2 separate regions of the Homo sapiens genome follow, and region 2 is linked to region 1. The links are chromatin contacts, found by POLR2A ChIA-PET in ENCODE. All regions are on one chromosome and are shown on one strand. The core of a region is the stretch at or near the end of the contact, and the rest is flanking DNA. Distances in the headings are between cores, read along the strand shown.

Region 1 (4,443 bases), core at 1,781-4,280:
CACACTGGTGGAGGTGAGGAGGAAAGAGGCCAAGAATGAAAAGCAAAAGGTTGACTGGATGTTAACCTCAGAGATCTGGCGGGAGATTTGGGGCCTTTCAGACCCCAAGGATTACTGTTGCATCAAAAGTTCCCATGCTTGCAGGCATTCAGCCAGGCAAAAATGCAGCCTGCTGCCACCAAAAGAATCCATATTCCCTGAATGCATGGTGAGTCCTGGCCACTTTGGAGGGTCATCTTTTGAGGGCCTACCATGTGCCAGGCACCATGCTAGGGGCTTTATTTATTTTTTTTTTATTTAGAGATGGGATCTCACTGCATCACCCAAACTGGAGTGCAGTGGCGCAATCACAGCTCATTGCAGTCTCAACCTCCCTGGCTCAAGTAATCCTCTCACCTTAGCCACCCAAGTAGCTGGGATTACAAGCATGCACCACTATGCCTGGCTAATTTTTGCATGTTTTATAGAGACAGGGTTTCACCATGTTTGCCCAGGCTGGTCTTGAACTCCTAGACTCAAGCAATCTGCCTGCCTCAGGCTCCCAAAGTGCTGGGATTACAGGCGTGAGCCACCATGCCTGGCTGCCAGCGGCTTTATATACCCCCCTTCAGTTACTCCTTCCAAACACCCTGTGAGAATGGGGACTGGCCCTTTAAAAAAAAAAAAAAGAAAGAAAGGAAAAAAATGAGGAAATTAACACTCAGAGGAGTTAAATAACTTGTTCTCATATAAAACAGACTCCGTGGTAGGACAGAATTAAAACCTACTCTAACTTACAGCTCATGCTCAACTTTTTTTCATAAAAGGGAATCCCGGGGGCCACACTGTGAGAGGCCTGGCGTACATCAGGGACTACAAGTCCGTGGGCAAGACCACAGAGAGGGCAAACAAGCGGTGAAATGAAATGAGACAGGAATCAGAAGATGATGTGCTTCTAACTAGGTGGGCAAGTCACTTCACCTTTCCAAGTCTGTTTCCTCACCTGAGAGATGGAGCCAATCTAAGAAGATAACGCAGACAAACTACTTGGCACATAAGAGGAGCTAAGATGTCATTTCTCTCAATGTGACTTCTTACAAACATAGACAAGATGACCTCTCCTTCATAGAGTTTCTGTGAGAGCAGAGGGCCTGAAGGGCAGAAACTTCCTGGTAAACTCTAATTTGCTATATAAGAGGTTGCACAATGGGGCCCCCTGTCCAAGTCTAGCCCCAGACATGTTTTGTTTGGCCATATATATTTTGTGAACTAGGGCCGGGCGCCATGGCTCACGCCTGTAATCCCAGCACTTTGGGAGGCCAAGGCGGGCAAATCACCTGAGGTCAGGTGTTCAAGACCAGCCTGGCCAACATGGTGAAACCCCCATCTCAACTAAATATACAAAAATTAGCCAGGCGTGGTGGCAGGCACCTGTAATCCCAGCTACTCGGGAGGCTGAGCCAGGAGAACTACTTGAACCTAGAAGGCAGAGGCTGCAGTGAGCTGAGATCATGCCACTGCACTCCAGACTGGGCGACAAGAGTGAAACTTCGTCTCAAAAAAAAAAAAAAAAAAAGAACGAGGTGCCAGAATTTAAACAACAGAATATTTCTCATAAAAATATAATTTCCTGGCCAGGCACGGTGGCTCATGCCTGTAATCCCAGCCCTTTGGGAGGTCAAGGTGGGCGGATCATGAGGTCAGGAGTTCGACACCAGCCTGGCCAACATGGTGAAACCCTGCCTCTACTAAAAGTACAAAAATTATCCAGGCATGGTGGCACACACCTGTAATCCCAGCTGCTTGGGAGGCTGAGGCAGGAGAAGCGCTTGAACCTGGGAGGCAGAGGTTGCAATGAGCCAAGATCACACCACTGCACTCCAGCCTGGGCAACACAGCAAGACTGTCTCTCAAAAATATATATATATAGTTTTATATATATATAAATTATATATATAAAATATATAATATTATATTTGACCTCTCCTTCAGAGTTTCCGTGAAGTTATATATATATTTTATATATATTTTTTATATATTATATATAATATATAGTATATAATATATAATATATATTTTATACATATATATTTATATATATTATATATCATATATTTTTATATATATTTTATATATATTATATTTTTATATATTTATATATAATATATAATATATTAATATATAATATATATTATATATTTATATATTTTATATATTTTTATATATTTATATATTTATATAATATATTATATATATTATATAAATATATTATATATAATATATTTAATATATTATATATAATATATTTATATATTTTTATATATATTTATATATTTTTATATATATAATATATATTTATTTTTATATATTTATATATTTATATATAATATATTTTATATATATTATATAAATTTTTTATATTTCCTGCTTCTGTTGGAGGGGAAAAAAAAAAACAATATCTGGAAACACAGAGCCACATTCTCACATGACAGTAAGGGCTGGCGATGAGTGGTGGCCACCTTTCAGAGGACATGACCCCTCCAACTCCACACCAGGGTCCTCAGCATGCTTCCCTCATCTCTGTGGCTGCCAGGCCCCTAGCGGCTGGTGGCCCACGTACTGCATAGTGAGGTGGTGGAGAGGGCACAGCTGCTCAGCCATTACTAGTTTCTCCATTTCTGCCAAGTGTTTATTGCACTGTAAGATTTTTGGTACTACTTCCCTGTTACCCAGGGATGCATGAAGGACATGTATTAATGGCGGTAAGGTAGGGTCAGCCCTTTTGGGCAAATAAGCTTGACACTCCCCCAAGCTCTTCTCTGTACCCTGCGTTTATCTGTCCCATCCTTTGAGATCTGGTTTCCCACTGATTAAGTTGCTCCCCTTAAAAGTATCAATGAAGAAACACAAACCCATGAGATCTCTGGTCTCGCCTGGCTTCAGAGGCACCCCCAACCACCCAGAGAGCAAAAGCCTTTGTCAAGCAAGGTGGAAATGCCTGCCCTGCTTTCACAGCTCTGGCACTAACCCAAGGCTGGAATGTTGAGGGCCTGCATTCCAGGCTAAAGCAAGGAGCGGGTGAGGCCACCCCTGGGCTCCAGAGGATGTCCAGGATCTCCTGAAGTCCTGGCAAGGAAAAGATCTTGATTAACGAGGGAGAGGCAATGCCTGCTGCAAGGGAACCACACTTGCACATTTCAAGAGCCTGAAAAGCATCCATCTATGCTCCCAGCACAAACTCACAGTTGAATCATGCCTCTACTATGTTCACAGACCAAACATACACACTGAGCTGGATGTCACTGTAGACGGGCTAGCTCACATCTTTCCAAAAATTCTAAATTTAGCCCCATCCTGACGGGATCCAGGGGTAAACCTACAGGCAATTCTAGACACTAGAAAGAAAGTGCAGAAGAAGACAAAACTCTGCCCTCAAGAAGCTTAGACACTTCACCTTCATACTGGGTTAAGCACCATCGCCATCATCATCATCATCGATCTTTATTGTCACTATCATCACTGTTACCAAGGCACTAACGTTCACCAAGTGTTCACTGTGTCCCAGGTTGCATTTGATTCTCGTTACATTCAGATATGACTATCATCTGCCTATGCAACACGAGAAACCTGAGGCTTAGCAAAGTTAAAGTAATTTGCTCAAAGTCATAGAAGAAGCTAGAATTCAAACCCAGGAAGTCTGACTCCTGAACTCATGCTCAAAATGCCAGAGAAGTATCATTTTCTGATTTTCAGATGAGGGAGCTGAGCCCCAAAAAGTTTATGTAATTTGTTTAAAAACTAGGTAGAGGTCTCACTCCCAAGCCCACAGGGCTGATGTGAAGAGTAAAGGAAGCCAGTTATGCAATGCCCTGAGGTCAGTGGCTGGCTTATAGTAAGCAGTCAACTGCTCTTAGTTATCATTAACATAATGATTCTGATGTCCAGATGAGACCCACCCCACTGTGACCTGGAAAACCTCTCTGAACACCAGGAGTAGGTTTTTCCACATCACATTTAATCAGCACAATCAGCAAAAGAATCATTTTCCTATGCCATGGGTGGGGGGAAAAGCATGATCAAGTGACTTCCTCTAAATAAAAAACAGAAAACACGGCCAGGTGCAATGGCTCACGCCTGTAATGCCAGCACTTCGGCAGGCCGAGGTGAGCAGATCACTTGGGCCCAGGAGTTCGACACCAGCCTGAGCAGCATGGCAAAACCCTGACTTTACCAAAAATACAAAAATTAGCCAGGCGTGGTGGTGCGCACCTGTAATCCCAGCTACTCAGGAGGCAAGGCAGGAGAATCGCTTGAATCCGGGAGGCAGAGGTTGCAGTAAGCCAAGATCGCATCATTGCACTCCAGCCTGGGTGGCAGAGCGAGATTCCATCTCAAAAAAAAAAAAAAAAAAAAAAAAAAAAAGTCATCAGTTAACTGGCTATCACCTCTGAAAAGTACTATATT
Region 2 (4,040 bases), core at 157-2,656, 120 kb before region 1:
GGTGACAAGAGCGAAACTCTGTCTCAAAAAAAAAAAAAGCAAGTTTCATTAGCCAGGTGTGGTGGCACGCACCTGTAGTCCCAGCTACTCAGGAGGCTGAGGTGAGAGGATCACTTGAGTCCAGGAGTCTGAGGCTACGGTGAGCCATTACAGTGCCACTGCACTGCAGCCTGCATGACAGAGTGAGACCTCGTCTCTAAAAATAAAAATTTTTAATTTTAAAAAAGAAGCAAGTTTCAAAAAATTGAGCACAGAACCAACTTAAAAGGTTAGCAGCCAGGATAGTGGTTAGCTTTGCCAGGGTGTGGCTGAAAGGGGGCACCAAGGTGGCTTATGGCATGCTGGTCGTATATACTTTTTAATTTGGGTGCTGGTTATATGGGTGTGTTCATTTTTGGACAATTATTCAAACAGCCAACCTATGATTAGTGCATTTTTCTGTCTGTATTACGCTTCAGTAGAAATATTACTCAAAGAAATATGTTAATCTTAAAAAGAAATATGAACATGTTTGATTCCAGTTTTGCAAAAAGATGAAAGCAAATACATGAAGATGAAGATGTATGCATGTGTGCACATATGGGGGGTGTGTGTGTGTGGTGTTTGTGAGAATTCTAAAGGTTACAGAATTATTTACAGTAAAATGTTAACAGTGGTATTTCCTATGTGGTGGGATATATTAGCCCATATTAGTTATCTCTTGCTGTGTAACAAATTATCCCAAAACAGAGCAGTTTGAAACAGTAAACATTTATCATCTCAGATGCTTTCTGCAAGTCAGGGAGTCTGGGTAGGTTCTGGCTTGGGGTCTCCCAGGAGGCTGCAGTCAAGCTGTCGGCCAGGGCTACTGTCATCCAAAGGCTGACCTGAGAATCTGCTTCCAGGCCCACTCATGTAGCTGTTGGCAGGAGGTTCAGAAGAAGCCCACCACGTGGGCCTCTCTCAAGGCTGCTCAGAACATGCCAGCTGGTTTTGGAGAGAGTGCCGTGGGAGGGGGGCTGGAGGGAGAGAGACAGCGAGAGAGAAACTGCACAGTTTTATCTCAGAAGTGGGATGCCATCACCTCTCTGCAATCTACCAGTCACACAGACCAACCCTGCTACAGTGGAGGAGGGGCTACACAAAAATGTGAATACCAGGCGGGAGGATTATTGGGGGACATCTTGTTGAATGGTGACAACATAGGATTTTTTTATTTTCCTTCTTTTCCTAAATTTTTTTACCATGAACATATTATCTAACAAATTATACGGAAAGCTGCCAGCTGCTGGCAAGGGCGCTTCCTTCGCCCTGTTGCTGGTTTTTAGCCTTGCCTTACGGACCTCCTGGTTTCTTTTCCAATCCTATGTGCTCCACTGCCCTGCCACAGCCTAGCCAAGGATTGCTTCCACAGCCCAGTTCTCTGCCGCCATCTAGTGGCATCATCCAAAACTGCTGGCCCCAACAGGGGCCCACTACTCACCTTTTGGGTCAGGAGGCTTCACCTGCCTGCAGGAATGTAAAGCCCAGGCTCTCATGTTGGAGGCCCCAGAGATCTGCCACGTTCAGCCCCAAATAGAGCTGTGAAACCCCAGAAGGGATGGGATGGCTATCAGAACTTGGAAGCTTGGCCGGGCGTCGTGGCTCACGCCTGTAATCCCAGCACTTTGGGAGGCCGAGGCGGGCGGATCACAAGGTCAGGAGATGGAGACCATCCTGGCTAACACGGTGAAACCCCATCTCTACTAAAAATACAAAAAAATTAGCCGGGCATGGTGGCGGGCGCCTGTAATCCCAGCTACTAGGGAGGCTGAGGCAGGAGAATGGCGTGAACCTGGGAGGCGGAGCTTGCAGTGAGCCAAGATCGTGCCACTGCACTCCAGCCTGGGTGACAGAGCGAGACTCTGTCTCCAAAAAAAAAAAAAAAAAAAAAAAAAGAATTTTGTAACTTGACTAGTAAATTTAAAACTATACTGTAGCTTCACTTTTTTGAGGCAAGGAGGGAAAAGTGCTAAGTTTTAAACTAGTTACTCTTAAGTACTCCATATTCATTGGGAGAAGTTAGAAACTATAAACAGGTGAATATAAAAATAAAATCCACTCCTAATCCCACTATTATATTATTCTAGAGTTGTGTTTCTTTTCTTCTATGCACTTATTTAATTCTTATTGGGATTGTTCTCTGTTTATAGTTCTATGAATTTGTTTTCTCACTTAAGCTTTACATTTTATAAAACCACAGGTGATCATTCGGTTTTTCTTTCCCACAATATCTCAATTCCTAGGCTATACCTGGGTAAGGTAGTTTTTATCAAACTAAGTGCTAGGAGCAGAGAATGCTGTGCTATTTTGCAGGGTAGCCTAGTTTGGTTTGTTTTTTTTTTAAGTATGCAGATAACAGGTCAGCAATACAGTGTCTCCCTGCCTCCTCTAAACCAACACTGTGGGCAGAAAAGTTCTGGGACAACTTTGGCCTGAATCAAAACAGGAAGATGATGGATACTTTATCCGCAGCCCAAGCGCTGTCCCTAAGCAGAAAGCCCAGGAGAGCTAACTATATCATAACACACCCCCAACCAACTGGGTATCCATCCACCTGCAGGCTCATACCTCCAACCTTCTGGGAACACACACAATCTTAAGACACACAGCCACTTCCTCCAAGCCTCCTCTTCACTAAATTGCCCTGAATATGTGTTACAGGCTGAACTGGGTCCCTTCCAAAACTCATATGGTCAAGTCCTAACCCCCACTAAAACAGAATTTGACTACATTTGGAGTGTCTTTGAAGAGGTAATTAAGGTAAAATTAGGTCAATAGGGTGGGCCCTGATCCAGTATGACTCGTGTCCTTATAAGATTAGCCGGGAGCGGTGGCTCACGCCTGTAATCCCAGCACTTTGGGAGGACAAGGCGGGTGGATCACGAGGTCAGGAGTTCGACACCAGCCTGACCAACATGGTGAAACCCTGTCTCTATTAAAAATACAAAAAAATTAGCTGGGTGTGGTGGCAGGCACCTGTAGTCCCAACTACTCGGGAGGTTGAGGCAGGAGAATCGCTTGAGCCCGAGAAGCAGAGGTTGCAGTGAGCCAAGATCATGCCACTGCACTCCAGCCTGGGCGACAGAACAAGGCTCCATCTCAAAAAAAAAAAAAAAAGAAGGAGATTAGGACACAGACAAGCAGAGGGAAGACCATGTGGAGGCATGGGGAGAAGACAGCCATCTGCAAGCTACGAAGAGAGGCGCCTGAAGGCTGGGGCAGGAGAACTGCTTGAACCCAGGAGGCAGAGGTTGCAGTGAGCTGAGATCACGCCTCTGCACTCCACTCTGAGCAACAGAGTGAGACTCTGTCTCAAAAAAAGAAAAAAAAAAAAGGCCTCACAGGAAACCAACCCTGCCCACATCTGGATTTCAGCCACCAAAATTGTAGGAAGTAAATCTCTGCTGTTTAAACCACCAGTTGGTGGTACTTGTTACAACAGCCCTAGAAAACTAAAACAATCCGGAAATCCCAAAGAGAAATGTGTTTTTGTTAAGGATGCCCAAGTAAAATGCAGGCCAGTAAACTGCTTGGCACATTGTAAGAAGGAAAAAAGAAGAAAGAAAGAAGCAAAGGCATAATGCATTGACATTTTTTTATATTTGGTATTTGTAAGTCTTTAAAAAAATGTTTTCAGGCCATTTTTTCCTTAAAAAAAAAAAAAGCAACCAACAGCAATACTCTGTACAAGTATAACAAACATTAGAAATATGCATCATTCCAAAATAGTTACAGGAAAATTACAGTTTAGAGTCCACATCAACACATCCTATTTGTATGTGCCCCCAAGGGAGAAAAAGCTACAGTATGTTAAACACACAGCTGCTACACAGTAGTCTGAAAACCCAGGACTTAAAACTTTTGAGGCAAATCAACAACAGTCACCAAGACTTGTTTAGCTCAATAAGTACAATCAAGCATTTCAAAAGAGAACCAGGCTTTTTCATCCCAGATGAAAAACACACGTGATGGGCTGCATAGCTGACCCCCGCCCCTCGATCCCCAACCCCCGGGAGCCT

Evidence for each region. ChIA-PET counts read pairs that join two places held with the same protein, here RNA polymerase II (POLR2A).
Region 2: POLR2A ChIA-PET joins it to region 1 with 10 read pairs in activated T-cell. The contact joins two enhancer-like sites. POLR2A ChIA-PET finds 5 or more read pairs at or near these places in 3 of 52 experiments (activated CD4-positive, alpha-beta T cell, activated T-cell and naive thymus-derived CD4-positive, alpha-beta T cell).

What each region holds. Positions count from the first base shown.
Region 1 is chr11:48,051,043-48,055,485 of GRCh38, reverse strand. All of the region lies in intron 1 of PTPRJ (protein tyrosine phosphatase receptor type J), which reads right to left. Among named protein-coding and RNA genes, the nearest start is that of MIR3161, 44 kb to the left of the region's middle. RefSeq lists a silencer at 2,855-3,149 and enhancers at 3,618-4,117, 4,118-4,443. Within about 2 kb of position 3,030, at least 14 of the 41 ENCODE cell types and tissues checked have a DNase peak (open chromatin) inside an H3K27ac peak, as active enhancers do.
Region 2 is chr11:48,170,402-48,174,441 of GRCh38, reverse strand. It overlaps PTPRJ (protein tyrosine phosphatase receptor type J), which reads right to left. Exons shown (of 25, transcript NM_002843.4): 25 at 3,603-4,040. Among named protein-coding and RNA genes, the nearest start is that of OR4B1, 44 kb to the left of the region's middle. Within about 2 kb of position 1,406, at least 4 of the 41 ENCODE cell types and tissues checked have a DNase peak (open chromatin) inside an H3K27ac peak, as active enhancers do.